6 separate regions of the Mus musculus genome follow, and all the other regions are linked to region 1. A link is a loop called in an ENCODE intact Hi-C map of the cell type or tissue named here. Cell type or tissue: heart. All regions are shown on one strand.

Region 1 (5,000 bases):
CTCAGTGAATACTTCAAAGAAGACAATATTGGCACACAGCAGGCCAACAATGAATGGTTAAGTACATTTACAACCGACTGTATATCCCACCATGTGAAGCCAAGCCCTTCACTGCTCAAGGCGGGTCATGTGTGTGCACCCACAGCGCAGGGGGGTGGGGGGGCAGGGGGCAGGTCTCTTCCCCCCAGATTCTGAGAGGCTTACCTGCTCTGGGGTTATCTGGATTTTTGTCTGGGTGGCAGGATAGTGCTTTTTGCCTGTACGCCTTCTTCACCTAGAAGAGTAAAGAAAACATAATCAGTCACCCTCCCGGAGGGACAATGTGAAAGCCTAAGCGATGTCACCACATCAATCTCATGCCACCTAAGAGGCTGTGGCTCCCTGGCACAGCCACCATGGCACCTGTGATAAGAAGGCGCAGGCCATGGAGGGAGTTGCCACTGACATCCAGCAGTCTCCTCACTTGATCCCGGTCTCACTCTTGGTGGGCATGGAAGCTATCACACTTAATTATTTTATTTACATTGTGCTCTTGAGTGTGCTGCCATGCTACGGTGTCCATGTGAAGTCAGAGGGCAGCAGGTGGAGTGGGTTACCAATGTGGCACTCAGATGCCCTGGTGAGGTGCCTTTAGTCTCTGACCCACCCTGGTGACCTTATCCGTTACATTTTAAAACACACTTTCCCTTTGACTCAGCCTAGGAATTTGAACTCGAGAGGAATGACTAAATATATAAAGATGCTCAATGCAACAACAGTTAGTGGAACTAGCCAAGCCTCTACCTCCGGGGGACCCATTAAAGCCACGACAGTGGCCTGGTGTTATGGGAGTCCATGCCTGTAAGTCCAGCTCTAAGGAAGCAGAAGCAGGAGATCACGAGTTCCAGGTTGTCCTGGGCTATATATAACAAGTTGCAAGCCAGCCTGGGCTACATTAGACCCTATCTCCAAATCAGGTCAAATCAAAACAAACAAAATAACCACTACAGGGGCTGGGAGCAAGCGACAGGAGAGATGACTCAGTGGGTGAGGGAGCTTGATGTCAAGTCAGAGTTCAATCCCTGGAACCCACAAGTGGAAGGAAAGAACCAATAGCTACAGGTTACCCTCCAACCATCACAAGCACACCATGGCAATACACATATGTACTCTTACACACAACACACAATAAAGAAGTATAATCTTAAATTCATTTTTTTTTTGGGCGGACAAGTTCTCTCTACACAGCCCTGGCTGTCCTGGAACTCACTATGTAGACCAGGCTGTCCTGGAACCCACATAGATCCTCTGCTTCCCGAGCCCTGGAATTAAAGGCGAGCACCACTACATCAGCTTAAAAAAGTAAGAGAGAGCCCAGGCACTCGGCTGTGTCAAGATGAAGCTGAACATCTCCTTCCCTACCACCGGCTGTCAGAAGCTCATCGAGGTGGATGACGAGCGTAAGCTCCGCACCTTCTATGAGAAGCGCATGGCCACGGAAGTAGTCGCTGATGCTCTTGGTGAAGAGTGGAAGGGTTATGTGGTCCGGATCAGCGGTGGGAATGATAAGCAAGGTTTTCCCATGAAGCAAGGTGTTCTGACCCATGGCAGAGTGCGCCTGCTGTTGAGTAAGGGGCATCCCTGTTACAGACTAAGGAGAACTGTAGAGAGGAAGCGCAAGTCTGTTCTCGGATGCATCGTGGACGCTAATCTCAGTGTTCTCAACTTGGTTATTGTAAAGAAAGGAGAGAAGGATATTCCTGGACTGACAGACACTACTGTGCCTCATCGGGACCTAAAAGAGCTAGTAGAATCCGAAAGCTTTTTAATCTCTCCAAAGAAGATGATGTCCGCCAGTATGTTGTCAGGAAGCCCTTAAACAAAGAAGGTAAGAAGCCCAGGACCAAAGCACCCAAGATTCAGCGTCTTGTTACTCCACGCGTCCTATAACACAAACGCCGATGTATTGCTCTGAAGAAGCAACGCACTAAGAAGAACAGGAGGAGGCTGCAGAATACGCTAAACTTTTGGCCAAGAGAATGAAGGAAGCCAAAGAAAAGCGCCAGGAACAGATTGCCAAGAGACGTAGGCTGTCCTCGCTGAGAGCTTCTACTTCTAAGTCTGAGTCCAGTCAGAAATGAGTCTTTAAGAGCAACAAATAAATAATGACCTTGAATCTCAAAAAAAAAAATGAAGAGAGAGAAATCAGCACTCAACACTTATGTATACAATAATCACTCTAGGGTTGTTCTTCCTCATGTTTGTTTTGTTTTTTGTTCAAGACAGGGTTTCTCTGTGTAGCCCTGGCCGTCCTGGAACTCACTCTGTAGACCAGGCTGGCCTTAAACTCAGAAATCTGCCTGTCTCTGCCTCCTGAGAGATGGACTCAAAGGTGTGCGCGACCACCACCCAGCTTGGATTTAAAATTTAAAAGCAATTAAGTCAAAGCATTACAGACGCCTGGTCAGGCTCATCAGCACTTTGTCCTCAGAGCATCAGAAGGACTCTGAGAAAGAGATGAGGAGCAAAGGCTCAGGTCTGTAACCCTAGCTGGCAGGCTGACAGGCTGCTCATGTCTGAGACAACACTGGGGTACAAGGTGAGTGCCACAGACCCTGTCTCAAAAAACAAACACAGAACAAAAAAAAACCCAAAACTATTTCTAGATGGATGGACGGGGGGAGGGGGGATCACATGCATGCACAAAAGGGGAAAGGGACCCCCAACAGTGTCTTGGTGTGATGTAGAACCAAGCTAACTGAATTTACTGTGTAGTCCAGGCTGACCTTAAACGTACCCTGTTCCTATCCTGGCCTCCCAAGTGCTGCAATTACACTCATCTACTACCAGGCCAAACTCTAGCATTTCTTTATTTGCAAAAATTAAAAAGCAGAGCCTGGAGAAATGGTTCAGTGGTTAGGAGCAGTTGCTGCTCTTAAAATGAACTGGATTCACTTCTGAGCACCCAAGTGGTTGCTTGTAACTCCAGGGGATCTGGTGCCCCCTTTTGGCCTCTAGAGACACTGCAGGCATAAGCATAGACGTGTGTGCAGGTAAAACACATAAAAACAAGTGAACCAACAGCTAGCAGACATTCTTTCATATGTGACCTGCTCAGACGTTTCCAGGAAAAGGTGGTACAGACACGGGCCTGACTCCGCTCACTGACTCCGCTCTGAGACCTCAGCATCTCACTTGTGTTCTGTACAGGTTTCCTGCTGCTTAAACTCCAGGAAGGAGCGGCTCAGCGCTCTGGCTTCCTGGTCTCTCAGAGGGAACTAATTCTACCTCTGCACTCAAGTGAGCTAAACAAGGACCGTCAGTGACAGGCAGCCAGCATCTCCCAGGAGAGTCCACCTGGCAGGCACCAGACTCAAACGCGCGCCAGTTCCCGAGCCCCGGATCTCTGAGGTTGTGCTGCCACCTGCTGGGCTCAGCCAGTCCCACACCCATACCTGCCAGGGCTAGTCTGGTTTTCCAGATTGAATAGCAAGGGAACAGATTGAACAGCGAGGGAACAGAAGTTCATCCCTGTTGGTCCATCTTCCCAACTGCCCACCTATGCATACCCCAGACCACACGCTCATTACCCCAGCTCTCTTATTAAAAAATTAAAATGAGCTAGGCATGAAGGCTTCACATCTGTAACCCCAACCATCAGGACACTGGGGCAAGAAAATTGGAAGCTCTGGACTAGACTGGGCTACAGAATGAGACCATAACTAAGCATTCCTCCCTTCCAAAAACCCAATACAACAATAAGGAAAGACATGGCTTCCCAGGTAGTCTCTCAAGTGCAATCCTGACTTCCAGGATGCATGCAATCTGTCTTTGCGCCCCCACTGAGCCCACAGCTACATCTGGTGCTCTTGAGCCGGGTTCTCACTGTGTTGACCTAGCTGGCCTGCAATTTGATTTGTAGATCAGCCTACCCTTTAACTGTCAGGCATCTGCCCACCTGTCTTCTCAGTGCTGGCATTACAAAGATAGCCACCTCTCGAATAACCAACCAACCAACCAACCAACCAACCAACCAACCAACCAACCAACAAACAAAGATAGCCACCTCTCGAATAACCAACCAACCAAACAACAAACAAAGATAGCCACCACTAGACCTGGTTCCTACCTCTTTTGTTTGTTTGTTTATTTATTTATTTATTTATTTATTTATTTATTTATTTATTTATTTTGGTTTTTCGAGACAGGGTTTCTCTGTGTAGCCCTGGCTGTCCTGGAACTCACTTTGTAGACCAGGCTGGCCTTGAACTCAGAAATCCACCTGCCTCTGCCTCCCGAGTGCTGGGATTAAAGGTGTGCGCCACCATGCCCGGCTCCTCTTTTTTTTTTTTTTTAAAGATTTATTTATTTATTTTTTGCATATGAGTACACTGTAGCTGTCTTCCGACACATCAGAAGAGGGTATCTGATTCCATTACAGATGGTTGTTAGCCACCATGTGGTTGCTGGGAATTGAACTCAGAACCTCTGGAAGAGCAGTCAGTGCTCTTAACCGCTGAGCCATCTCTCCAGCCCCTCTCTTTTATTTTTAAGCCAAGCTTTATTAACCATTTTCATATATATGCACATGTACATGTATATGTATGAAAATATATACAGTATTTCTTTTTTTTTTTCAAGACAAGTTCTCACTATGTAGCTCTAGCTGTCCTAGAACTCACTATGTAAACCAGAGGGGCCTTGAACTCACAGATATCCATCTGTCTCTGCCTTCCAACTACTGGAGTCAAAGGTGTGTGTTACTACACCCAGCTTTCCATGTGTGTGTCTGTCTCTGTGTGTGTGTGTGTATGAAATTATCTTTAATCTTTTTTTTACAGTCCAGTCTTTATCCCCCTCCAGGCCCACCCTCCAACAGTTCCTCATCCTCCCCCCCCCAGAGAATGTCCCCACCCCTTTTATATTTTAAGGCCCTTTATCTGCTTTTTTTTTTCCAGTGAGGTGAAACGCCACAAAATATATAAAGAAGCTGGTATGTGGGTGTGGTGGCACACACCTCT
Region 2 (5,000 bases), 290 kb before region 1:
TGACACTACCCTTTTTTGCTCCTGCTCCTTTACCTCCCAAAGCGCCCCTCCCCCGCCTGAATTGGAAATGAGGCTTTGTTCAGGGGTGGACTCGGTATTTCTCAAGAACCTACTGTGTGCACATTACAGCTCCTTGAAGTGAAGTCCTGGGCTGGCTCTGGCGCTACAAGGTGTCCAGGACACAGCCCCTTCCCGCACCTCCCAGGGACTTCCCACCCCTTCATATGACCTCAGCCTGCTGTGCCCACCCACCCAGCTGACCCCGAGAGCGTGCTCAGGCTTGGAAAAGCACGTCTGTGGGTGTGAGAGACGGAGCCACAGCATAAGGCGACTATGGGGAAGCTAGGTAAGTGTCTGCACTGGTTCTACACTAGCTTGGGGACGCGAAGGAGTGTGTCCAGCCGCGCCTGTTGGGCTGCCCGCCCCTTTCCCTCTCCACCGGAGAGCTCTGATGTTCCCCGCGGTGGTGGAAGAGGGTGTGTGGGTGTCAAGGACTCACAGACCAGACTCTGCTGTCAGCTGGAAATGGATGAGGGTTCCACACTTGGCTTCTGAAAGAGGGCGAATTGGGAACTGGGGTGGGGGGCGTTAGGTGAAGGACAGAAAGAGGAAAAAGAGATGCGGGTGAGGGGTTACCGAGCCAGGACCGACCTTGCTAGGAAGGAAAGGAGACGTGGCAAGCAGGGAAGTCGGAAAGATGAGGCAAGGGCGGGAGGGGCTTCTCAGGAGTCGGGGCCCTTTCGCGCGAGTCTGGGGCCCTTTCAGGAGGAAAGGGGGTGTTGTTCTTGCTTGAATTTTTCGGTTGGTCTTCCCGAAGCTTTGCCATGGGGGCAGCAGCCTGAGGGTGAGGTGCCCCCTCGACCCTCAGTTTACTGTAGCCGGTGCTGGAGAGGTTACGAGGAAAGAGGGATGTAGAAGGGTGATGGTCAGGGAGGGGGCGCGCTAAGATTTTTCAGGGTGGGGGTCTGCAGTGAGGTGCTGGGGCTTCAGGGTCAGGTCACCATGGGATACTGGCTCAGGCTCCAAAGACCAGGAGAAAATACAAGAAGCCGGCAAAGAAAATCATCCCCCGCCACCACCCTTGGCACCGTACCCCTCCCCCCAGGCCCCACCACTCCCCGCACCGCCTCCCCCGGCCGCCTCGTGCTGCCCCCTGCGTCGGGACGACCGACCCACGATTCTGATTGGTTGGAGACCGGGAGGGGGAGCCGAGGGCCGGATTGGCTGGCGGGGCCAGCGCAGGGCGGGGCGGCTGATTGGCGGAGCTTGCCGAGGGGCGCGCCGCTGATTGGCTGAGGACGAGGAAGCAGGAAGGAGGGCGGCGGAGGCTCCGCTCTCGGGGAGTTTGTGGGGGAACCGCGAGCGGCGTAGCGGATCCCGGAGCCCGGCCCCCGCTGCTCGCCCGTCCGGCCGCCTGCCCCGCCCGTCCGGCCCTAGCCGTCCGCCCGCCCCGGCCAGGCGCGCCCGCCCCCCCCGACGGCCCCGCCCGACCGCGGCCCCCGCTCCGCCTGCCCGGCCCCGGCCCCCAGGAGGAGGCGCTGACGCAGCAGCGTGGAGCCCGGGAATTGAGCGCCCCCGGGGGGTTCCAGCCGCCGGATTCCAGCCCGGCCAGGGCCTGCGGGCGCCCGAAGCCGCGCCGTCCGCGCCTCTCGTCCCGGTGAGCTAGGAGCCGGGATCCAGGAGGGGGTAGGGGAGGGCGAACGAGCGAGAGCGAGCGAGCTAGGTAGGCGGACTAGCAAAAGGGAGAGGACCGGCCGCCCGTCAGCGCGCCCCGCCGAGCGCGCCGCGCCGCCGCCCCCGCCAGCCCCGGGAAGGGACGGACGGACGACAAGAAGCAGGTGCGGCTGCTTGCCCGCCCGCGCGCGCCGCCTCCCTCCCCCGGGTCCGGCGCTGCGGTCCCGCCATCGGGGAGCATTGCGCGCCTCGAGGTGACAGCCCCCGGGGGGCGCCCGCCTCGCAGGCCGGGGGCGGGGTGGGTGGCGGCCGCAGGGTGGCAGCTTGGCCGGGCGGCGGCGGCGCGGGCGTCCCGGGCTACGGAGGGCGGGAGGACGCGGGGTGCTTCCTCGCCGCGGCGGAGCCGGCTCGCCTCCGAGTGCGCGGGCGGCAAGGCCCCCGCCAAGCCCCCTCCCCCATCGTGGTCCCGGAGGCTAGGGGCCGCGGCTGGGGGCGTCGCCGCGGGAGCGCCCTCTCGGGGTGGGGGGCGCCCTCCCGGGTTGGGAGCTGACCGGCAATTGCCGGAGGGGGGATGGGGATGGGGGCCGCGTCAGGGCGAGGGGTAGTGTGGACTCGATCGGGTCGGGCTGAAGGAAGGGAGGCGCCGAAGACGGAAGGGGACCGGTTCGAACAGCGAGTGTGGGCCGCGGGAGGCCCTGTGGGGACCGTGCGGGGCGGCGGCCGAGTCCGAGGTGGGGCGGGGGGAATCGAAGTTGTCAGACCGCCTCCAAGTGACAGCGGGACCCGGTGCTCCAGGCCTGGCCTGGTTGTGCCCTGCCAGTCCCGCCGCCTCTCCTCTGGGGCCGTGGACCGGGTCAGGTCGGGCCCAAGGGGCCCGCTCGGCGGTGAAGAGCCGGACAAAGGCGGCGCCCGAGCGGGCGCAGGTAGTGGTATCGGGGAGGGGAGCGAGTCCGGGGCACCCACCCCAAGGGGCGGGCACGGGGCCGGACTCTGCCCTGGGGACTGCGGGGGCCGGGGCGTCCACCGGGAGGAGCTGCGGCACTGGCTCTGGTCTGTAGCCGCAGATATCCTCGCGGCTCCGGGAAGAGTGGGGTCGACTTAGCCAAGGCGGAGGGGCAGGGTTGAGGGGTGTGCGCACCGAGTGCCCTGGCCGGTGGCGAATGGGCTGGTGGACTCACAGAGGCGAGCGGAGCCTGCTAGCAGTGAGGCTTTCAGCAAGTCTGCCTCTCGGTAGAGGTTTAACTCCACCTGGGATGTCTCCTAGTGGCCCATTGTCGGCAGTCTTAAGAGCACAGGCGGCTACTTGGATTGGGACTAAGGGACCCCACCCCCCAACACACACACCCACTGTGCTTGGCGATGCCTTCACTATTGCTGTAGCCGTCTTCCTTGGGCAAGAAGGTACCCACATAGGGACATGATAAAGCTGAGTCCATAAATTGAGGCAGAAATTTGAAGACATAAAATAAGGTTTCCAGCTTTCTTTTGTACCACCTGACACGTTTCTCCCCATCTTCTACCTCCATAATCTTCCACCAACAAGGAAAGCCTCAGAGAGACCACATTTCTTGGGGACACCACTGTTCTAGGACACTTTGGGATCTCTGGCTTAAGCTGTGAGCGCTAACCCCAGCGGGTGAGCAGCTCTAGGCTGTATGATGTTTACCCGTTTGAGAAAATCCACTCGGCTCCGGTGCCCCTCCTCATGTGATTAAGTTGGGAACAGGAAGAGAGGAGTCTCAGGCTGATAACAGCTGAGAACATGGCCTTTTGCTGAGAAAAATCTGGGTTGGAGTGGCACACCAGTGGGACTGGTCGAGAGCAGCACTCGGCTGTGTTTGGCTCTAAGCCCACCGTGAGAAAGCTGCTGTCTGCCAAAGGAGCAGGAACAGGGTATGGAGTTCATTCATAGCACCCCGGCGCTCTCTCCCCAGGAGAGTCTGGACCCCAGCTTGGGTGGAGTTGAGGCTTGTGGGGAAAGGGGGTATTACCTCACACAAGAGACTGAAGTTTGTTGGAGAGAGTTTAATTGTATGTCTAAAATCCAGAGAAGGCTGGAGAATCTTTCCTTTTGCTGGGGTTGCACTGTGTGTGATTTCTTTTGGTGGCAGTCAGAAGGGTGACCTGGTTTGGCTGCTGGAAGGTGGGAATTGCCAAAATAACATTTCCCTCTGTGGCAGGGGTTTAATCTGGCAGGAGATACTTGTCTGTCAGATGAGTGTTTGGGAGGGCTGGCCCTGGGGAGTTGAGCCATTAACTGAGATGGTTTTGGTAGCCATCTCTTTCTGTCCCTCTCCTCCCTTGTTTCTCTCCTGTACCTCTTATCACTCTAGAACGGATGCTAGCCTGGGACTGGCAGCAAGTCTCTTCTCTGCGTCCTGGTGTGCACTACCATTGCTGGGGTTGGTTTGTTCTTTTTGGTGTCTCCCTCCCTCCTTCCCTCTCTGTTGCCATGTTCCCGGGTCAGTTTCTTCCTGCTTCCTCTGGCTCTTCTGGTCCAGTCTGTACACAGCTAGCTACCAGATCTTTCTTCCGAAGCACCCCTTCCACATGTCAGTTTCTTACTCAATTGTGCTGGCTTCTTTTTGCTGCAGTCTAACCCTAGGCAATGTCCCTAAGGCTATTTGCTAGTCCTGCTGAGCACTTTTGTCTGTCCTGCCCTTCGCACCCAGCTCCTACCCCTTCCTTCTCTCCCACTTGTTTTTTGTCTTGGCGTTGACCAGTGAGCTTGTGAAAATGGATTGTCTAACATGGTATCTTCTCAAATGCTTTGTAGATTGGAAGGTTCTTAGGAATCGAAGTAATGAGTTAAACGCGTGTGTCTGTGTGTAGTCTAATCTTACTCTTGGTGTCGTGTGATGTGGAATTCAGTGTGGATGGAGGGGAACCTTTGGCTTTTCTAGAAATGCTCAGTATGGATGCAGTCCTTGGAGGTCTCTGACCTTTTCTGTGAAAGGTGTATAAATAGGGCACGTCTGTAAGGCTCTGGCCTTGGGCATGTTTAACTGCTGTTTCTGATCCATCTGCTGCTGAAGATTGTTCACATGACAGACACCACACAGACAGGAGTTGGAAAGGGGCTGTGGTCCTGTCCTCCCATTGTCCTCATGGGGCCAGTCTCTTGCTGTACCCAGCTCTGCTGTGTGTTGGCAGTTTACTTGTTGTCTATGCTACCGTATGCTTTACCTCTTTCCGCCTGGGTGTCAGTGAGGGAGAAAACGCTATTCGGAGAACCCCTGACAAATAACCCTGGATCAGCCCTGTGGATGGGATTTGTATGGTTCCTTTTATATTAAGTGTTTTTACTGACTTCCCAAGGTAGAGCT
Region 3 (5,000 bases), 420 kb before region 1:
ACCAGGCGCTGAGAGAATTTCAAAACAGCTCCCGGGAGCCAGAGCTGGAGGGAAGCTGGAGCCACCAGAGCCGGCCCTGTCGGCCTCTCCCTGCCGGCTTCTGCTTCGCTGCTCAGCACAAGAGATCATGTTGTGATTACAAAAGAGCGCTCTGGGCTCCCAGCCAGGAACGCCTAGCCGCCACCCCCACCCTTCCACTCGCAGAGGGCGAGGACCGGGGCACCAGCAGCCGGCTGGTCTTGTCTAGCACATATCCCTGCCCTGCCTCAGTGTCCTCGCACAGGAGATCTAGGCACGAAGGGCCCACTTTCACCTGTGATCCTGAGCCCCAGTAAGACCCGCCCGCCTGTGTGTGCCCACAAATGGGATAGCTGGGTCTTCATCCCTCCCACTAGGAGAAAAAGGCAAGAGATGCAGGTTCCACACGATGGCTGACGGCCCTCCCTCGGGGCGTTTCTCTGCTTTCCTGCTGGCTGTCCAGTCAGCGCATTTAAGTCGTTAGATAAGAGTGAGAAACCTCCTCCCCAAGGCCATCTCACACCACCACAGACCCAAAATGCCACTCTCCCCCATTTGGTTTCTGAGCTGGAATGTGCTTTTCTCTGTACTCCAAGCATGGCCACTCCTGGAGGCCTAACTCTCTGGGTCTCCAGACCCCTACCATGCTAAAAGGAGCCTTTCTATGGGGTCCTTAACCCAGCAGAAGCTGGGAACAGTTAGCAGCCCTCTTCCCTTGGGATCCTCTCACAGAGCCCTTTCATCCTGACACTCCCAGGATAACATTTGCAGACTCTCAGATCCCAAGAAAGGACACAGACTCCTTCCCCAAGTAAGTATCTTCACACAGCCGAGGCCAGTCTCTGCCCAGGGGTGCCTAGGTCAGCTTCAGTTCTTATGTGGTCCTGACTTCCAGGCCTTGACATGAGTGTCACAAACTCTGGCATCCCCTATGTCCCTGACTGACCAGGCCTCAGATATTTCCCCTCACCATAATCTACCCCCACCCCGGTCTCTAGCCACCATGCTAAGGCCCTTTGCTGTCCAGGCTCTCGCCCCTGGCCCCACACCCCCATCTCTGCAGCTCCTGAGTTCCCATCCTGCTTGCAAATGCCACTGTGTACCCTCCTCCCTTCCTGCCGGATGTTCCCACTGAGTCAGACTCTTGTCTACTTTCCCAGCAACAGTGACGCACCCGAGCTCCTAGATCTCTCTCTCTCTCTGTCTCCCTCTCCGCTTTTGTCTACACACACATACACACACACACACACACACACACACACACACACACACACACACACACGTACAAGCACACACTTCCTCCACCTTCTCTGCACCCTGCCTCACAAATACTGCTGAGGTCAGCCTTATCCCAGAAACCTCCAGAAGTCCCAAGCTTCCCACTGTAACCGCCCCTGCTACACAGATCGCAGTCCGAGAGGGAGAGAGACCTAATGCAGCCCCCACTCTTTGTAATTTTAGTCCTTGATCAGGTTTAGAAAGGAGGGATGTAAACAGACTACAGAGACGAGGCCAGGTTTTTGTCCTTCTCAGCTTCCACTGCCAGCCAGTGTCAGAGCAGAGGGGTCAGGAGGCACAGGTAGACATCTGGCAACCCTGCAGATAGGATGACCCAGCCCCCTGTAAGAGCTTCAGGAAGATATCCTGAATGTAGACACAAAAGTTTCCCAGCCACCAGGCTGAAGTACCATGTACCCTGAACAGCTCCAAAGACAAGACTGAAGCTCCAGCTGCCGGCCACGTGTTTCCAAGTGTCACTCACAGCTTCTCACGCCCTTGAGCAGACCCCACAAAAACACGGTTTACCAGTCTGCTCTCCCACCGGACAGAGGCAGATTGCTATACTAAGTGCTCTGAGCTTCCCCCATTGCCTGGCCCAGTGCCCCCATGCCGTAAAGCCTCATTGCCTGCAGGATGAGTATGGAATTAGCCAGCACTACACTGTGTCACTGTGGGTACCTGTGCACAGGCTGTAACTGCCTTTCTGACCACTCAGATAGATGGACACAAGCTGAAGAAGGCAGGTGTGTCTCGACGGATCCCTGGAAGAGGGGAAATGCCGGGCTGTGGGAGGGGGCGGGGCTTGAGAATTTCCAGTTCGATATTTCCCAAACCAGGTGTCTTTTTCTCCAAGTCACCACTAGGGGGCAGAAGCATTCCAAAAGCTTGGCTGGCAATTGGAGTGGGGGTGGGGTTTCCTTCAGCCCCCTTTCTCACTATCATCTCCCAAGTCTAGCTCAATCCCACCTTCCAACTCCATCAGAACAGTCAGACTACACAGAGGTAAAAGCTTTATTTTATTGATGAGCCTGACAGGTGTTGTCTCTCATGCAGGCTACCTTACCTGTTTGTACTGCAGACGATACAAAAAGCCAGGGTGCTGGCCTTGCTGTCCCTAGGCCTCTTATTACAGCTACTCCACCAAAACAAGTTTGCTTGCGATGTCTCTCTATGCTCTCTCTTTCTCCTACTAGGGTTGGGCAGGATGACCTAGCCTGGTCTTGGATCACTGCTCTCCCCAGGTGACTCCCTGCACCTTCCCAGGTCACCTGCCAACTCGGGTGGCCACCACACCTTTAGGGCCTACGTCAGATGGACTTTATTGGTAGCATCTGGAAAGATACAGTTGGAGCCAACTTCAAGAACAGGATTGCTGGAAGTCCAAGCTTCTCTCTAGGGGACATCTGCCCAGGAGGAAAGGCTTAAGTCCATAGAGGTAGCGCTGCTCAGACCCTCTACCCCATTTCTGTCAGTGTGGACATCCCCACTGCTCTCCCCCACCCCCGCTCCTGTGGGAGACTGGTTGACTGAGTATAGTGTTTGGCCCTTGGCCTACTCCTCAGGCTCCGTCTAGGCAGAGGGAGATGGGATGGTGGATTCCAGTCTCCTTCCTCCTTACAGGCAATGGCTCTTATGTCTTTATAACACCAGGTGGCTATCCCTCAGTGAGTCATATGATGATAACATTCAAATACCTAGCAACATCCATATTTGGAATAGTATGTAGCCAGAGCAAGGTTCAGGCCGTTTTCCTCCTGCCTCAGGCAACTGCGCGGTGGTCATCTCCTCAGTTGAAGGAGTGCCTAAGGCTGCCTGCCTCCCTCAGTTCTGGGGTCTGAGTATGTCACAGTCATCTAGTGTGTGGACGAGGGATGACCTGAGGTGCCCCTTTAGTATCTTCTCTGGGTCTCTTTTCCTGTCTTCCACCCAACGTATCAAAGCCAGGCTCCTGCAGCACTGGTTCCAGACAGTCCCCCTGTGGCTGCTCCCTTTCCAGGCCCCAGGCCATTCTCTCGACCCCAGCACTAGGTGCTTCTGGGAACAGATCCTGTCCTTTGCCTGCCTGCAGATCCCAGAAGGCTGCTCCCACCCCAGTGCTTAGGAATGGCTCTTTGTTGGGGCTGAATCCTTAGAGGTCACTTGTGGGGAAATGTTGAAGAAGATAGACAAGGATAGGTTGGAGAAGGCAGCTCAAAGGACATTCTTTTCTGCTTGGCCTCAACACCACCCGCTCCTACAGTGGACATTCCTGTCTCATGAAGTGTCCTAATTCCTAGGCCTGGAACGGAGACCTCAAAGTACATGAAGTCGGGCTGGAGAGACCAGTCCTGAGCAGGTTCCAAGTCTAGGCCCCACCTTACCAAAAGCATGCATGCCACAGCAGGGTAGCTTCTGAAGGGAGCAGGTGACCTGCCTGTCTTCAGACTGGGTGTTGCCGCCTGGGACCTCACTCCATCCCTAACCTCCCAGGCTGCAAGGCCCATTCTGAAGTTACACCCAACCTGCAGCCCCAGTCTTAGCAGTGGGAGATGAACCCCAGTGTGGGACTGACCCCCTGTCCCCAAGACTCCTTGGGTTTGGCCTCTGTTCCTCATGGTGGAGACAGAGACTCACAGAGTTCTCCCAGAACCCTGTATTCCATCCCCCACCAACTGCCACCCTTGGTAGAGGCTGAATTTTGCCTGCATCTGGACCTGCCCATCACACGCCATTGGCAGAGCATCAACTGTGGGCTTCACCTAACCACATAAGCAAGACTCATACAGGAAGAGGCAGAAAAACAATGGTGGCCCACCCCCACTGCCGTGTGCGTGTGCGTGTGTGTGTGTGTGTGTGTGTCTGTGTGTGTTGAAACAGGCTTTCCCTGACTTTCCTGGAACTCACTCTGTAGACCAGGCTGCCCTGGAACTCAGAGATCCACCAGCCTCTGTCTGTGCTGGAAATAAGTAAGGATGGTGGCCTTTACAAGCAAAAGGATGTCCGGTTAGGAAAGTAACAGCCAGACTGGGGAGGTCACTAGAGGGCAGCCTCAGCAGTGACAAAGTCAAGGAGCTTCATTGAAGATCCCAAGGCAGGGCTGATAAGGCTCTGTGACAGGCAAGGAAGTAGAAAGTAGAAAGTCTCAGATGGGCCGGTTGAGGGAACTGGGCAGTGTCCAGACACCAGAGAGTGATGCTGGGGCCTGGAAGGGCCCTGTGGGATCTGGGGAAAGAGAGAGCAGGGGAAATCTTCAGGGAGACACAGAGCCAGGACAGTCTCCAAGTCTCAGGCCAGAAGTCCTCTTGGGAGCAGAAAGAGCTAGCCTGTGTCTCCCTAGTACATTCCTCACGTAGGTCTGGAGAAAGGGGCAGAGGCCCTGGGGCAGAAACTACACAGGCTCTAACTACCAGGAAGCTTACCACCTCAGGCTGGGGTGTGGGTGACGCCACGCCCAGTCAAAATAGAGGGGCCTGGTACAGTTTTGAAGGGTGACAAGGACAGAAGCCCATGAGCAAGGCTGAAGTGTGGGTGGTGGGAGCTAGCCAGATACAATCATGCAAAAGCCAAAGGTGGTGATGTGTGCAGCATCCAGAAGCCCACTGTGAAGCAAGGGGTGATGGGTAAGAGAGTCAAACAGGCCAGCGGTGCTCACACTCACTCCAGGAACACATTGCACCCACAGCTTATGGTTGCTGGGTCTCTACCTGTGATGTCATTTGATC
Region 4 (5,000 bases), 150 kb before region 1:
TTTTCATTGTCTGAATACCTTTTTATTTTTAATTAGGTATTTTCCTCATTTACATTTCCAATGCTATCCCAAAAGTCCCCCATATCCTCCCCCCAGAAATTTTTGTTTATAACTTTGAACTCTCTATTTAGTCAAAGATGACCTAACAATTCTGGTCCTCCTATGTCCACCTCCCTTTGTGGGACTTTTGATATATAGAAGCATTTAGATAAAAATCATCTCTTGATCTTCTCCAGAAGGCTAATGCATAAGAATAGTCTAAGCCAACATTAACATTTTGTATAGTAAACGCCCATGAGAAAGTTCATGCTCACATACTTGAACTGGACTAGACACTTGTCCTGTTTTTAGACACTAGCAATCAAATATTTACATTTTTTGGAGAAATCCCACTGTGAAGAATAATGGGATTACTGACTATTGCCAGGCACTCTGTAAAATAAAGACAGATTTAGTCCCTCTTGGAAGTTTGGCTCCCTTGTAGGATTCCAGATCTTGAGATAGGATCACAAAGAGACTGATATATTTAGTGATTTTCAAGGGACAAAGGGTTGTGGGGGCAAAGAGTAATTGGCACAGCAGCAAGTCTCACAGTGGCAGCATCCCAAGTGGGGTTCTTCTCCAGCAACAGATAGTTTTCAGAGGCCTTGCTTGCCTTGATTTGGTCTCTTTCCTCAGTCTATACTTCAACTCTTTTATGAATCCTATGAAGTACTAACATCCTCCCAGTAATCCCTGCTCTGATGAAGTTAGCCAGTGCAGTTTTCAGCATTTTGCATTTAAGAACCCTAGCAGGCTAGGGAGATAAAGGAAGGGCTAGGCTCAGTTGGTAAAGTGCTTGTCATGCAACATAGACCTCAGTTCGATCCCCAGAACCGACATTAAAAAGGTGGGCATTGCAGTACATGCTTGTGAGAGGCCCTGTCTCATTAAACAAAATGGACGGCACCAGAGAAAGGTCATCTGAGGTTGACCTCTCACCTTTGCACACACTCATACATACAAGTGCATGCAACTGGCACACACATACACACATAAGACCTTGGCAATAAAATTTTGATCCATTTGAAGTTCTAATGTGCAAGTGGTTCTGGATAAGAGTTCATGGAAGTCAAATAGGCAATCTCTAGTTCTTTTCATGCTGTTAGCAGGAAGGGCAGGTGTGAAAAAAATTGCTTCTGGGGAGTATGTCTATAATACATATGTACATATACAATTATATATAATATGTAATATATAATATATATAATAATAGCTTTATCAAGGTATGTAACATACTATAATATGCAGCCTTTAAGTCATACAATAGCAGTACTGGGTATACTTAAATGAACGAGTGCTTGATACTCTAGGATTCTCCAACACTGTCCCTCAAAAGTAAAAGCAAAGTAGACAAATTGGTACTAATACAGTCATAGCTGTAGCAACTTTCATTCTGATTGGTACTTTTTTCCTGCTTGTTTGCCTTGTATTCGTTTTTTAAAACAATAATAATTACTATTCTTTTGCTTGTCTGCTTTTATTTTGAGACACACTCTTGAATAACCATAGAACTGAAACTCCTGATGCTCCTTCTGAGCTACAGGTGTGCGATACCTTGCGGGCTCTGCCTCTTTTAAGTACACTTTTAGGCGTTTTTTACAGACCCAGGAAAATAGCGCTTATCTATTTGAAATGTGTACCATCATCTCCATTCAAGTCTTTTATGTGGAGCACTCCCGAAGATTTCCTTTAGGAAATACCATCTGATCTCTTCAATGAGTCTACCTGTGACCTTGGGCATAAGGGTACTCCAAGCAAGGACTTCCTCAGACACCTAACTCTGAAAACAACTCACTTTTCCCTTCTTGCAAACCCGCCTCTGTACTGGGATCTTCCTGATTGGTTGTTACCTTGTGACGCCATCAGATTGCGACCCTGAAGCGGCTAGCCGTGCTGTCATGTGGCGGGGTGTCCCGGGCTGCCTACGGGACATTGTGCAGTGGCAGGTGGCGCTCTGGTCCCACAGCTTTGTCCGGACTTGGGGTAGCTGTGGGAAGGCGATGACTGAGGCACTGTCTGCGCAAGCCGAGGCAGCGGGCGGGCTGAAGGCTTTGGTTCAGCCAAATGGAGATGCTGGTAGCAACACGAGCGGAGAGCCGCTCCTGGAGCGCCTGGAGCCGGCGGCGGTAGGGAAGCAGGTCCCGGAGAGCGGGGACCAGGCCCAGGGAGGCGAAGGGCAGCTCCCGAGCAACGGAGAGCAGACCCCAGCTCCAGTCGCCGACTCAGGCAAGAGGAAAAAGCGGAGGGGCGCCACTGGGGAACGGGTCGTGCCGCCTCCGAAGAAACGGCGCACCGGGGTGAGCTTTAGCGATGAGCACTTCGCAGAGACTACCTACTACTTCGAGGGCGGCCTGCGCAAGGTGCGGCCCTATTACTTTGACTTCCAGACCTACTGTAAAGGTCGCTGGGTGGGCCGCAGCTTGTTGCACGTCTTCAGCACCGAGTTCCGATCCCAGCCACTGTCTTACTACGAGGCCGCTGTCCGGGCAGGACGCCTGCATCTCAACGAGGAACCAGTCCAGGACCTCAGCATCGTGCTCAAGGTGGTGTCTGATGGAACTAGCTTTGAGAAAAGGAGGGAAGGTTTTGGGATTTTTTTTGTTTGTTTGTTTTCTCAGACACACCTTATAAGTATGGGAGTAAAGTGATGGTAATTCAGAAACAATCTCATTTTCTCTTGGTGCTCTTTTAGTCCCCGCTTCCCACAGCCCCAAGTAGGTTAGATAGCCTTCCCACGCTCCAGAACTTAACCTGATCATCCTTGCCAGCAAGGCTGTTTGTTTCCAACAAACAAAATGGAAATTCTCATGTTCCTTTAATATCTGCCTTGTGGCAAGGGCACTGCCTACTTTCTACCCTGCATGATATATCTCTGTACAAATAATAATAGAGACCTCATTTATGTGTTCTTAACTGTATCAGGAACAAAGTTAAGCGTTTTGTGCACTCTAACATTAAACTCAAGTGGCAACTTTGGGGAGTTTGCATTGCTTCTTCTCCCCTTTGTGACCAAACTGAACCTCAAAGTAAGGCAACAGTACGATTCCCAAAGTGTGCGCTCATATTAACACTGAAACTCGTTTCCCATGTGTATAGAATTAGGAAGTCAGGGATAGATACTAGGCAGGTGTTTTGTTTTGATTTATTTATTTTATTTTAGTACACTGCAGCTGTCTTCAGACACACCAGAAGAGGGCATCAGATCCCATTTCAGATAGTTGGGAGCCACCGTGTGGTTGCTGGGAATTGAACTCAGGACCTCTGGAAGAACAGTCAGTGCTCTTAACCACCGAGCCATCTCTCCAGCCTTTTTTTTTTTTTTTTAAATTCAGTGAGACTACTATCATTAACACTGGCTCACAGAGATTGTAAGGAGAAAAGGAGAATTTCAGGATTTGGAAATAACCTTCCCCATACAGATTTTGAAAACCATAGGTTTTTAAACCAAGTCCTAGAGGCGTTAAAATGACTTGCCCAAGAGTATGTAGTGAGCTTGTATCAAATCTGTGTGTAGAGCCTAGAGCTCTGAACTTGTGTTGTTTGTTCGTAACTAGTAGAGGTTGTCTCTCTATTTAAAAGACATTTACTTTCAAATATATTTCTGTCAGGATGGTGAGATGTTCAGTAGGTAAAGGTCCTTGCCACTAAGACTCACAACCTCTTGTCTCTGCGTGTGCCGCTGTTATGCATGTACACACATAAATGAATGTAATGAAAAATCTTAAAATACAACTTTATTGTAAAGAGTATATAAAGAAGCAAAAATACTCATTCTCACCACCAAGAAATTCAATCAACTTTGTATATTTTTCAAAACTAGCTGTATGCCTGTGTATATTTTTACAAAATGAGATCTTACTACACCCACTTCTTTTTCTATTGAAGGCTTTACTGTGACCGTTCCTCTGTGTCAGTAAGGAACTGAGGAGCTGGGGTGACTGACTATCTATAGGTTGCTGGTCCCAGGCTGATGTTGCGTATGTTTTTGACAGGACAATGATTTCTTGCGGAACACAGTGCACAGACATGAGCCACCAGTCACAGCAGAGCCTATCCACCTGCTAGCTGAGAACAACGATGTGGTTGTTATAGACAAGCCGTCCTCCATTCCTGTGCACCCCTGTGGCCGCTTCCGACACAACACGGTCATCTTCATCCTAGGCAAGGAGCACCAACTGAAAGAGCTACACCCACTGCATCGGCTGGACCGCCTCACCTCAGGAGTGCTCATGTTTGCGAAGACAGCTGCAGTCTCGGAGAAGATCCATGAGCAGGTTCGGGATCGGCAGGTGAGTCAGGCTTTTGCCTGCTGTACACTGGAACACAGAGGAATCATAAAGTAGATTGAGGGGCATCTACAACCTTCCTCTTTTGAGGAGGCTCAGCACCTGAAGTTCCAAAGACAGCTATCCTGTATGCTTCAGAAGGGCTTTGGAGATGGCCCTGGTAGTTTGCTGTTCTGGAAACATTAAACATTGTTAAGATTTTGAAGAGAGCTCACTTAGTAGGATAAAGTTGAAAGAGGTGCAAGTAAGATTCTTACTGGTGGTGATTATGCTCTGCATCTGGATCATAATTCGCTCATTGAGCACACGCCAGACTTAATCCCCAACACATTAGAACCCAATTTATGAAACGCTTATGGTAGCCCCGTGAGGTAAATGTTTTCTCAGTTCATATTTTCTTTTTAAAAGAATTTCTATTATGTATTCATTTTAGTTTATATGAGTGTTCTGCATGTGTATGTGTATGTGTGTGTGTTCGTTTGCGCACGCGCGTGCACACATGCCCCTGCAGAGGTTAGAATGAGAACAGCTCTCCTGGAACTGGAGTTAGGGATGGTTGTGAGCCACCATGTAGATGCTAGGAACTGAACCCAGGTCCTCTGGGAGAGCAGCAGGTGATCCTAACTGTGGAGCCATTGCCCTGACTTCATACTTTCTAGATGAGATATGGGA
Region 5 (5,000 bases), 140 kb before region 1:
GAGATGGATGCTCTGTCTGCTGCTCTAGATCAAATTTCTTTTTGCTTTGTTTTGATTCTCCAGTCGGGGCTTCCCTGTGATGCCTCTGGCTCTGTAGACCAGGCTAGCCTTGGAGCTCAGCAATCTGCCTACTGCTGCCTCCTGAGTGCCAAGATTAAAGGCTTGTGTCACTACCCAGTTTGGATCAAATTTCTGACACACAAAATTTGACAGACACTCTCAAACCATAGGAATTCTAAAGCAGTCAGAGTAATATAAAATACACGATTTCAATCAGAGGCAAAGTCACAGGCAATATCACTGAAGCTCATTGCCTTATTTAAAAGTGTTTTTGATGAGAGATTATGAAAATGATTGTCGCTGCCCACTCTTCACCCACAAAAAATTGGCTACTAAATTGTCTGCAAGGCCCCTGAAGGGATGTATGTCCCACCAGGACAGAAAACGGACAGTAAGACATGGCTGAAGAGAACTGGCCAAAAGTGCCCAGACTGTGAAGGTAGCAACATTCCCAAGGGATTTGGACCTAAAATGGAGGAACCAGGAGAGAGGCGTCTGACTGCCTTCCAATCATCAGTGCCACAAATCTTGCTGAAGCACCTGCCCCTGGTGCTGGGCTCTTGAACACTGAGCATGCCCAGTGAGAGGAATGTAAAATCACCACTCCAGGGGATCATTAAGAACTCTTCATGATCTGGTACCATACAGGATGAGGGTTAAACATCATGGAGTCAATAGATGTGGGTTACACTGTCCTGTCTGCAACTTAGAAGCTGTATAGCCTTGGACAAATTAATCTTTCAGTGTAAAACAACAATAATAGAATATGAAGACATCTATCATGATCACAGGGTTCTGCAGAGTCGGAGACACATAATCCATGTAAAATGTATGTTGCTTTTAGTTATGTAAAAAACATTAAGGGTTTTTAAGTGTGAGTTGAATGAATTTGTCTGATGATGTTACAGGAGGAAAATCTCTGTTCTTTTTTCTATTCCTAATCCTTTGGTTAAATCCAGAAGATTCAGCTTTTTGTCTTTTGAAAAGGTAGTCGTGTTCCTCTTCTTCAGTAGTTTCTGGATCATAGCAAGATTTCAAATGTCATGGGCATTTTTGTTTGTTTGTTTGTTTTGTTTTTGGGAGTTTTGTTTTGGGGTGGGGGTGGGGGGATTGAGACAGTGTTTCTGTGTAGCCCAGACTGTCCTGGAACTCATGCTGGAACTCACTCTGTAGACCAGGCTGGCTTCGAACTCAGAAATCCGCCTGCCTCTGCCTCCCAACTGCTGGGATTAAAGGTCTGCGCCACCACTGCCCTGCAAAGGGTTCACTTGGGTTACCCCCCCACCCCCACCCCCACCCCCACCCCTACCCCCACCCCCATGGGCACCTTTTTAATGTATACATTGAAAACAAATCCCATAGCTTGCTTAAGGGCTGGAAGAGGTGGCATTTGTAATGCAATATGGTACTTCACGATCAGGACAGGTATTAAACCCCCAAAATAGCGATTATGGGGGTATAGCTTTGTAATCCTAGCATTTGGGAAGGCGAGACAGGATGATTTTTAACCTGGAGGCTAGACTGCTACACAGTAAAACTGTGTCTCAAAATAACAAAAACAAAACAAAGCCCTCGGAGTAAGAGCTCATTAAAGACTGAAAGCATTCATCTCAGAGCTAGGACATTTCATGTTCCAGACCACCACTGAACATGTCCTGTTATTTTACTTTGTAAGAAATTAAATTCCTAGAAAAAAGTCTCTTTATCTGCTTTTTCTTCATCTGTGAGTCATAACATTCCAAAAGCAGCCTTTCAAATATCTCAATTCCTTCAGCTGATTTCAAATATCAAATTCCTTCAAATTACAATATCACCAACTAAAACACCTCGATGCTGAGACTAATTGTGTTAGATAGAACCTGATCGGAATTAAAACCCGAAGCAATATTTAATCACTTCCATCCTGTGGATTATAAATTCACATTACACTAATTAGCAAAAGACACTTTCGACGAGGATGGGATTCGAACCCATGCGTGCAGAGCACAATGGATTAGCAGTCCATCGCCTTAACCACTCGGCCACCTCGTCCCAGAAGCTAGTTTCTTCCTGGTAGCTATAGGGAGTAGACACAGAGCGCTGTGACGCAATACCATGGAAGTCGCCATTTTGTACGGAAGCCAACAGTGCGATTGTTTACTCTGCAAACACTCGAAAGAAGATGGCCGTTCTCAGAATAACAGAGACGAAGAAAATTCTGTAGAAAAGAAGAAAAACCCGAGGGAACTTAAGTCAGAGCAGAGGAGGACAGAGAAGTTTATGTCTTAGGGGCGGGGCCGGTCTGGAGCCGAAGGGGTGGGGTCTGCGCGGCGCGCAGCACTGAGCATGCGCATCACTAGGGCGGTTAGATTTGAATACTTCAGGGACGTTGAGAGGTGACGTCCGACTCCAAGGAGCGCGAGGACCCCAGACAAGTCAAGCAGGTGGTCGGTGGCGGGTCAGAATGCTCCTTTCCGTTCTGGGCTCCTGAGAGGGCTCGGGTTCTGTTTGAGTGCTGAAGGGCGGGCGCGGGTTGCTGAGGTCGCTCGGTCGTCGGGGCGATCTCGGAAAGGCCCTGCAGCCGACCGGACCGCGCGAGCGCCAACGGCCCGCTCTCCTTCTCCTGGAGCGCCGCGTTTCGCTTCTCCTTTCCCAAAGCCGCTCCATTCCCGGGGTCGTGTCGTCTGCGCGGTGCGCCGTGGGCCTCCGGGTTCGCCCCGCCCATCATCTTTGGTCAGGGCTCCGGGATCCGGTCCCACCGTCTCTCGCCAACTCCTTGTGGTATGTGTTTCTGACCGACGTTCCCTGCTTCCGTGGTCTGAAGGCGACGAGTGAACTTTAAATTGTAGGCTCCGTCCGAGCACAATAATAGAGTTTCGGGTTTCTGCAGGTCCAACATTAGTAAAGACAAATCGGTGTGTTAGATTACATAAATTTCCTTTCCCATCCAAAAGACTTTGGATTCCCTTTGGGAAGAAAAATATTGCCTACTGCAATTTTTAAAATGTACTAGACGTTGTAGTTTGATTTATGCTCATATATTTGAATGCCGAGTCAACTGAGAGTGGCACTGTTTGAAAGGATTAGGAGGAGGGGTGGCCTTGTTGGAGGAGATGTGTTAATGAGGGATGAGCTTTGAGGTTTCCAAAACTCTGCCTGCTGTTTGTGGACGTTCTTGGCTACTCCTTCAGCATTGTGTTTGCTCGCAGGTTCCCCATGATGACTGCTATATAAGTCTCTGAAACTGTAAGCAAGACCCCCAATTAACTGCTTCCTGCTATAAGAGTTGTGGCCATGGTGTCTCTTCACAGCAATAAAACTGTGACTAAGACAGAAGTTAACAGAGATAAAGCATGTGGCTAAAACCCAAAGCAGCAGTTTATTCTAGACACCAAGGTTGACCGTTAGTTTTCATTTCAGTTAAATTGGTTCCGTTGAGTCCCTTGTATGTCTCATAGGTTCATTGTCTTGTGCTAAAGTAGACTTCATGGGGATGGCATTTCATTGGTCAGATTGTTGGAGAGATGATTTATAAATATGGAAGGAAATATATCGTAAGGTATTTGGTCATTAAAGGTTAGGTTCAAGCAGTGTACTTCTTGACTATGTGAATGGCTGGAAACCTTTACAAGTTGATAGATGTAAATGGAGTAAAATGTTTGGGATGGTGATATAAATGATGTGTTTGATGCTGAGAATACGAGAAGGTACTGATTCTAGATACTGGATCGAACAAGCGTTTCCAATAGAATTTTCTGTGATAATAATATTCTATATCTGCACTGTCCAACATGGTATCTATTAGCAGTCATTTTTGGCGCACTTAAAATATGGTTATCAAAGAAATGTAGTATGATTACCAAAAACTTGAGTTTTAATTTGTTTCATCTTAATTTCATTGTATATAATCATTCAATTTGACAGCACAGGTCTAGAGTCTGTATCAGTGGAGTCTGAATCAGTGAAAATGTTTGTATATTTTGGTTGTATAAATTCAGGAATGGACAAAGAGCCAGATAGTATTTAGGCTCTGCTTGCTGTGGGTCAGTATGATGGTCTCTGCTACATGATGTTTTGGTGGTGATGTTTATTTTCTTCAGTTAAAAGAAAGTTCTCAAAGGTTGCTTTGGCCCACTGTTGGTCTGCAGACCCCTGGATTATTTAGACTGGTGGCTCAAACTTTTTGGTTCAAACAGTCCAAAAGAAATACTTAATATCCTCATTTTTATATAGCTTGGTTCAATAAATTTAATGAGTATGTCCTAACAACTTGGTAGCCATTTGGTAAGTGTAAGTTGAAGGAAAAGATAATAAACTTTTTTCTTAAGTAATCAAGTTACTAATTAAGTCCACTAGCTTTTATTCATACCAGTTGCCAAAGCTCTTACTTCACAATGATACGGTATTATTGATGGTAATGTAGATAGATAATATTTTGAATTAGTTCATGCAGTGCCTGATAGATTTCAAGAATGGCTGTTAAAAAAACTAGTAGTATCCAAAAACCTGTAAGTATATAAGTAAAAACCTGTAACTATATGCTATAAGTATACCCCTAAATGCCAAATGTAGTTTTCTAGACAATCAATAATTAGTATGAATGTGATCAAAAGCATTTTATAAGTACGGTTTATTACAGTGGTTTAGGGGCTTGACCTGTTTTGTTAAAGGTGTAACACATGGGTTATATAATAAAATACACATTTAATGAAATTAGAGACTTCCAGAAAGTTTTGAATCTCATTGGTTAAGTGGTAACTAGTTCACAAGTTGGAGAGGAATGGTTCTCAAAGACTTTGAAACAACAATGGTTTAGGTTACCTTGGGTTAATAGTTCCTAGTAGTTACCTGTTTTGAGTACAGAACTTAAAACTATTCCTGTAAAAGATAAGCTGAACTTGAAATGATTTCTATAGAGCAGTGGTTCTTCAGCCTTGCTAATGCTGTAACCTGTTAATACA
Region 6 (5,000 bases), 76 kb before region 1:
ACAGATGTGGGTCAGTTGAATACTTGCCTAGTTCAGGAACTCAGAGTTTGATGCTCTGCTCAGTACTACATATACCAGTCATAGTGGTAAGTTCCAGTAGTCCCAACACTCAGAAGGGTCCAAGTTCCAAGTATCTTCATCTACAATGCAAATTTGAGGTAAGCCTGGGCTACATATACCAATTAAAGAACAGACATGACTAAGATTGTATAGTTCAATATTTTTCCAATTACAGTTATATTTTTAGGAATTGTTGGTTCTCTTTTAGAATTCTAGTTCATCTTTTTTCCCAGTTCTTAGGTTTTTGGTTTTTGAAGAAAAGTACTCAGACTAGTTTAAGCATTTTGGGATGTATGGGTTGTGCTAAATTACCAAAAGCAACACCCATGCTGCTGGGCCTCTGAAGAAGTGGAAAGATCTGAAAAGTGATAAGAACGAAAAGCAAGTTTTTGGGTCTTGGGGTATTTGTTTCTTCTACCCCTTTCTATCTCAATTTAACTGAGAATGAATAAACCTTTTCTTGTTTGACAGCCACTGGTGTCCTTTGCCTCTTAAATTTCTAAGCTAAGATTTGCCCAGATTATAATTCTAATTTCCAGGAGGAGCAATTCATTTTTTACCTGCTATCAATCAGTTTGTTTCTTTCTACAACCAAAATGCTTCTTGAACTGGTCTGTCATTGTCAAATATTTAACTCAAACCTCTGTCTCACCTGAAATACTTTTAAGAGGGATTTAGCTCAGTGGTAGAGTGCTTGCCTAGCAAACACAAGGCACTGGGTTAGGTCCTCAGCTCCAAACCAAAAAAAAAAAAAAAAAAAAAAAAAGTTTCATGGAGGAGATGGCAGCTGCCATGAACCCTGGCTACCTGAGTTGAATCTTGAACTTCCATACGTGGTAGAAGGAGATGACTGACCTTCAAGTTGTCTTCTGCCCTCTACTTGTGAAAACAGACACACACACAATGTATTTTTAAACCAAACCAAACCATCCTTTGACGTAAAATAGTATAAGTATAAAATACAAATTTTATCCACTTTAAAACTACTCACAACAGGCAGTGGTGGCGCATACCTTTAATCCCAGCACTTGGGAGGCAGAGGCAGGCAGATTTCTGTTCAAGGTTAGCCTGGTCTACAGAGTGAGTTCCGGGACAGCCAGGGCTACACAGAGAAACCCTGTCTCAAAAGAAAAAAAACTACTCAGCCCTGTGGGCACACACCTGTATGGGGTTGGGAAAAAAAAAAAAAAACAAGCTACATGGGAGTCTGAGGCAGGAAGATTCAAAGTTTAAATGTCACCCTGGGAAATTTATCCAGAGAAACTTAACTAAGGTGTCTCTCAAAATACAAAGTAAATATACATCAAGAATGGTGGCTTTTTTTTGTGCAACCCCAGACGTTGGGGAGCTGAGTCCAATCTGGGTTACAAAGAACCTGTCTCAAAAATAATTACCTGGGGCTGGCGAGATGGCTTAAGTGGTTAAGAGTTCCCACTGCTCTTCCGAAGGTCCTGAGTTCAAATCCCAGCAACCACATGGTGGCTCACAACCATCCGTAACGAAATCTGATGCCCTCTTCTGGAGTGTCTGAAGACAGCTACAGGGTACTTACATATAATAAATAAATCTTAAAAAAAAAATTACCTAGGGCTGAAGAGATGGCTCAGCAGTTAGGAGCACTGAGTCCAGTTCCCAGTAACCACATGGTGGCTCACAACCATCTGTAAATGGAATCACAACCATCTGTAAATGGAATCTGATGCCCTCTGGATGTCTGAAGACAGCTACAGTGTACTCATTAAATATAAGTAATTTTCAGCTAAGCATGCAGCTACGTTGTTGAAGTGCTTGTGTGGCATGCATACAATCCAGGATTCAATCCCCAACACAGAACATAGTAATGTTCCAGCAGTACAGGAAACAAAGGTGGGAGAAGGATTGTCATTCTTGGCATAGAGTTAAGGAGCCGGGCGGTGGTGGCACACGCCAGCACTTGGGAGGCAGAGGCAGGCGGATTTCTGAGTTCGAGGCCAGCCTGGTCTACAAAGTGAGTCCAGACAGCCAAGGCTACACAGAGAAACCCTGTCTCGAAACCAAAAAAAAAAAAAAAAAAAAAAAAAAAAGAGTTCAAGGAGTATGAGATCTTGTCTGAAAACACCTAGATGTATAACAAGAAACATACGAAGTTCCTGGCAAACTCCACAAACCTTTACTTTATTCAATTTTGCTCCTACTTTTCTGGAGTAACCACTACAAAGCGAGAGAAGAAAAAAAACACTAGAGAGTGAGTTATTTCGCTTTAGTTTTTGGTAGTTTTATGAATGTATATATTTAGATTATATCCACCGGTCCCAACCCCCGCCCAATTAAAAGGTTTTTTTTTTCCACCTCGCTGATTCCCACACTGGTTTTCTAATCGCTGGCTCCATTCGCAGGTTTTATCTTTATTCCAGCTTCTTCATCTCTGCCGCCCACAGAGACCAAGAGAACACCTGGTTCCAAAGCATACCATCCCAACTACCAAAGATCCACACTCTGCCAGAACTGGCCAAAGCCTTTCTGACCGAAGTCCACATCCGCTGTGCAAGAAGTTTTGCAGAGGTGCTTCCGCAGCAGTGCATTCTGGGTTATGTAGTCCTGGGCTGATCACATCGTCTTTGCAGACTTGTAGTCCTCAGTCGGGTAACCAGAAAGGCCGGATCAGAACAATCATAAAGGAAGGGAAGAGTGACCCTACGAAATCACTCGGCTTCAAAGCCGTCCGGCATGTCCGTCAGGTTCGCAGCAGAAGCGGAAGTAGGTATGAGGCGGGTCGGAGAAAGGCGTGATGACGTTGCAGCGATAGGAGCGTGAGGATTTGGCGGGATTTCCGAAAGTCGCGCGCCGTGCGCAGATCCGCGCCTGGGCAAAGCCGAGGCGCTCCCACAGGTGTGGCCAGGAAGACTGAAATTTTTCGTAGAAAACCTGACAGAGGAGCAACGAAGCGCGTTCGAGCCGGGTGAAGTGGGGGGAGTGTGGTGTGTGCAGAGCCGGCTGCCCGGAGGAGCGAGCGGCCCGTGGCCGCGGGACAGGTGAGTGTGCGGCGCCGGCGCACCCCTTCCATGGCCGCTCGGCTTCTTGAGCCGGCTCAGGCCAGTGCTCCCGTAGCCAGCTTTGTGGGTCCCCTCTACGCTGAGAAACCGGAGAAAGGCGGAGCAGGGCGACCAACCGACCGACGCTAACTGACCCACTGAATTCGTTGTGGAGAAAACCGACCTGTACTTCAAGCATTTGTTTTGAGACCCGAGGTCACGACCTAGGCTGGGCAGGGCTCGAACTGCTACCCTTAGTCTCCCAATGCTGGGATTTACAAACTTTCAGGTTCACTTCTGTGGTCCGGACGCAGGAAGCTGAGATCAGAGAAAAGTGCTCACAGCTGTTACGTAGTAGGGCCAGGGCTAACAGATTCTTGGTTACTTTAAAATGAGGGTAGTGGCTGGTCTCTCTGGAGACTGAAGTAGAAGGCCCCAGAGTTCAAAGATTGCGTAAGCAAAAGAGTAGCAAAGACCGAGAAATAAAACAAATTTCTAAAGAGAATCTTGGCTAGATGACTCACCTATATAATCGTAGCACTTGGGAGAGGCAGGAGGATGACAGTTTCAAGACCATCCTGAGCCACAAATGGAAGAGCTGTCTCAGAAAAGGAAAAGTGAAGAACAGGGGCTGGAAGGTGGCTCTGCTGTTAAGAGCACTTGCTGCTCTTCCCAAGGAACTGAGTTCAGCTCCTGTACCCACATGGTGGCTTACAACCAACCATAACTCCAGTTCCAGGGGATCCAGTGCCGCCTTCTGACCTCAGATACCAGGCATGCTTGTGGTACGCACACATGTATGCAGGCAAAATTCTCATGAACAAAAAAGAAATCTAAAAGGAACTTCCAAGAAATAAAAATAAAATGAAGTATAAAATACAAAGATGTATAAAATACAAGTGTATACGTGAGTGAATACAAAGTGAATATATTGGGGGCTAGAGAGAGGGCTCAGTGGTTAAGAGCACTGACTGCTCTTTTGAAGGTCCCAAGTTCAAATCCCAGCAACCACATGGTGGCTCACAGCCATCAGTACAACTGCAGTGTACTCATATACATAAAATAAAATCTTTCAAAAACAAGACAACAAAAAAAGAATGTATCTATGTAATCACTAATAGACTGCTGTTACCATGCTATAAACCTCTTGTTATCCTTCCTGGTTTTAGTATTTCCCCCTCACCCTGATGGCTGAACAGTGATTTCTAAAACTGTTCACTAAGGTGGCCTACCTTTAAAAGGCATTATTTAGGCAGGATCTGATTTTGTAACCCAGAAGCTAGTTTGGAACTCGGGATCCTACTGTCTCTGCCTTGTAGGTGCTGGGACTACAGGAGAGTACCACTGTGCCGGCCATATTTTTGGTTTTGTTTTTTTTTTTTTTGATCAAGGATCTTGCATTTTAGCAAAAACTGACCTTGAACTCCCCATCCTGACTCAGCTTCCCCAGCTCATCTTCGCCTGTTTTTAAATTTCATGTAAATATGTCAGTGGTATTGGATGTTTGTTCCATATGCTTGCCAACACTTGATTTTTTTTTAATTTTTTGATTTTTTTAATAATTTATTTTATATGCATTTGTGTTTTGTCTGCATGTATGTCTGTGTGAGGATGTCAAATCTTGGTGTTGTAGACAGTTGTGAGCTGTCATGTGATGCTGGGAATTGAATCTGGGTCCTCTGGAAGAGCAGCCAGTGCTCTCAACCTGAGCCAGTCTCAACACATATTTTATGAAGGTCATATAGTATTTTATGAACTTGGGAATGGGTGTGGGGGCTGCTTTTTGAGATAATTTAACTATGCAGCGCAGCCTGCCCTTAAATTTGTGGTCGTCTTCCTGACTCGCCTTCCAGGTGCTAGGGCAGTCATGGACCTCCATACCAGGCTTTTTTTTTTTTTTTTTTTTCTTTTTTGACAGGGTTTCTCTGT

Evidence for each region. Hi-C counts contacts between places; a loop is a spot of excess contacts. Peaks named below come from ENCODE experiments on the same cell type or tissue, not always from the same donor. Only the 100,000 strongest peaks of a DNase experiment are listed, where the experiment ranks them.
Region 2: a loop joins it to region 1, with 2.2 times the contacts of the local background. A loop is called at or near these places in 3 of 42 quality-filtered maps.
Region 3: a loop joins it to region 1, with 3.0 times the contacts of the local background. A loop is called at or near these places in 4 of 42 quality-filtered maps.
Region 4: it touches region 1 in a loop (4-fold over the local background); 21 of 42 quality-filtered maps call a loop at or near these places.
Region 5: a loop joins it to region 1, with 5 times the contacts of the local background. A loop is called at or near these places in 21 of 42 quality-filtered maps.
Region 6: it touches region 1 in a loop (4-fold over the local background); 12 of 42 quality-filtered maps call a loop at or near these places.

What each region holds. Positions count from the first base shown.
Region 1 is chr2:119,186,142-119,191,141 of GRCm38, forward strand. It overlaps Dnajc17 (DnaJ heat shock protein family (Hsp40) member C17), which reads right to left. Exons shown (of 11, transcript NM_139139.2): 2 at 205-274. It also overlaps the pseudogene Gm14138. Among named protein-coding and RNA genes, the nearest start is that of Gm14137, 14 kb to the left of the region's middle. In heart, CTCF peaks have their summits at 3,036 and 3,389 (motif pointing left); a DNase peak (open chromatin) is centred at 3,350; H3K4me3 peaks cover 526 bases.
Region 2 is chr2:118,900,101-118,905,100 of GRCm38, forward strand. Bahd1 (bromo adjacent homology domain containing 1) reads left to right here and starts at 1,515. Exons shown (of 7, transcript NM_001045523.1): 1 at 1,515-1,657. It overlaps Gm32957 (a long non-coding RNA gene), which reads right to left and starts at 1,080. Exons shown (of 4, transcript XR_003954052.1): 1 at 652-1,080. In heart, CTCF peaks have their summits at 1,052 and 2,724; DNase peaks (open chromatin) are centred at 231, 1,251, 2,291, 2,531 and 2 weaker places; H3K4me3 peaks cover 3,949 bases; H3K27ac peaks cover 3,014 bases; H3K27me3 peaks cover 506 bases.
Region 3 is chr2:118,762,524-118,767,523 of GRCm38, forward strand. It overlaps Ccdc9b (coiled-coil domain containing 9B), which reads right to left and starts at 138. Exons shown (of 11, transcript NM_001001982.2): 1 at 1-138. The coding sequence starts at 129. In heart, CTCF peaks have their summits at 2,167 (motif pointing right), 2,374 and 4,301 (motif pointing right); DNase peaks (open chromatin) are centred at 168, 1,118, 2,088 and 3,718; H3K4me3 peaks cover 510 bases; H3K27ac peaks cover 2,130 bases.
Region 4 is chr2:119,032,884-119,037,883 of GRCm38, forward strand. Rpusd2 (RNA pseudouridylate synthase domain containing 2) reads left to right here and starts at 1,907. Exons shown (of 3, transcript NM_173450.3): 1 at 1,907-2,585; 2 at 4,035-4,331. The coding sequence starts at 1,941. In heart, CTCF peaks have their summits at 1,975 and 3,229 (motif pointing right); a DNase peak (open chromatin) is centred at 1,938; H3K4me3 peaks cover 1,823 bases; H3K27ac peaks cover 1,578 bases.
Region 5 is chr2:119,044,741-119,049,740 of GRCm38, forward strand. Knl1 (kinetochore scaffold 1) reads left to right here and starts at 2,379. Exons shown (of 24, transcript NM_029617.3): 1 at 2,379-2,483. It overlaps n-TSgct7 (a tRNA gene), which reads right to left and starts at 2,091; the gene lies at 2,010-2,091. In heart, a CTCF peak has its summit at 2,438; DNase peaks (open chromatin) are centred at 2,131 and 2,401; H3K4me3 peaks cover 2,696 bases; H3K27ac peaks cover 1,874 bases.
Region 6 is chr2:119,109,964-119,114,963 of GRCm38, forward strand. Knl1 (kinetochore scaffold 1) reads left to right here. Exons shown (of 24, transcript NM_029617.3): 24 at 1-534. It overlaps Rad51 (RAD51 recombinase), which reads left to right and starts at 2,851. Exons shown (of 10, transcript NM_011234.5): 1 at 2,851-3,071. In heart, no CTCF peak of the experiment used is centred here; a DNase peak (open chromatin) is centred at 2,718; H3K4me3 peaks cover 2,012 bases; H3K27ac peaks cover 1,488 bases.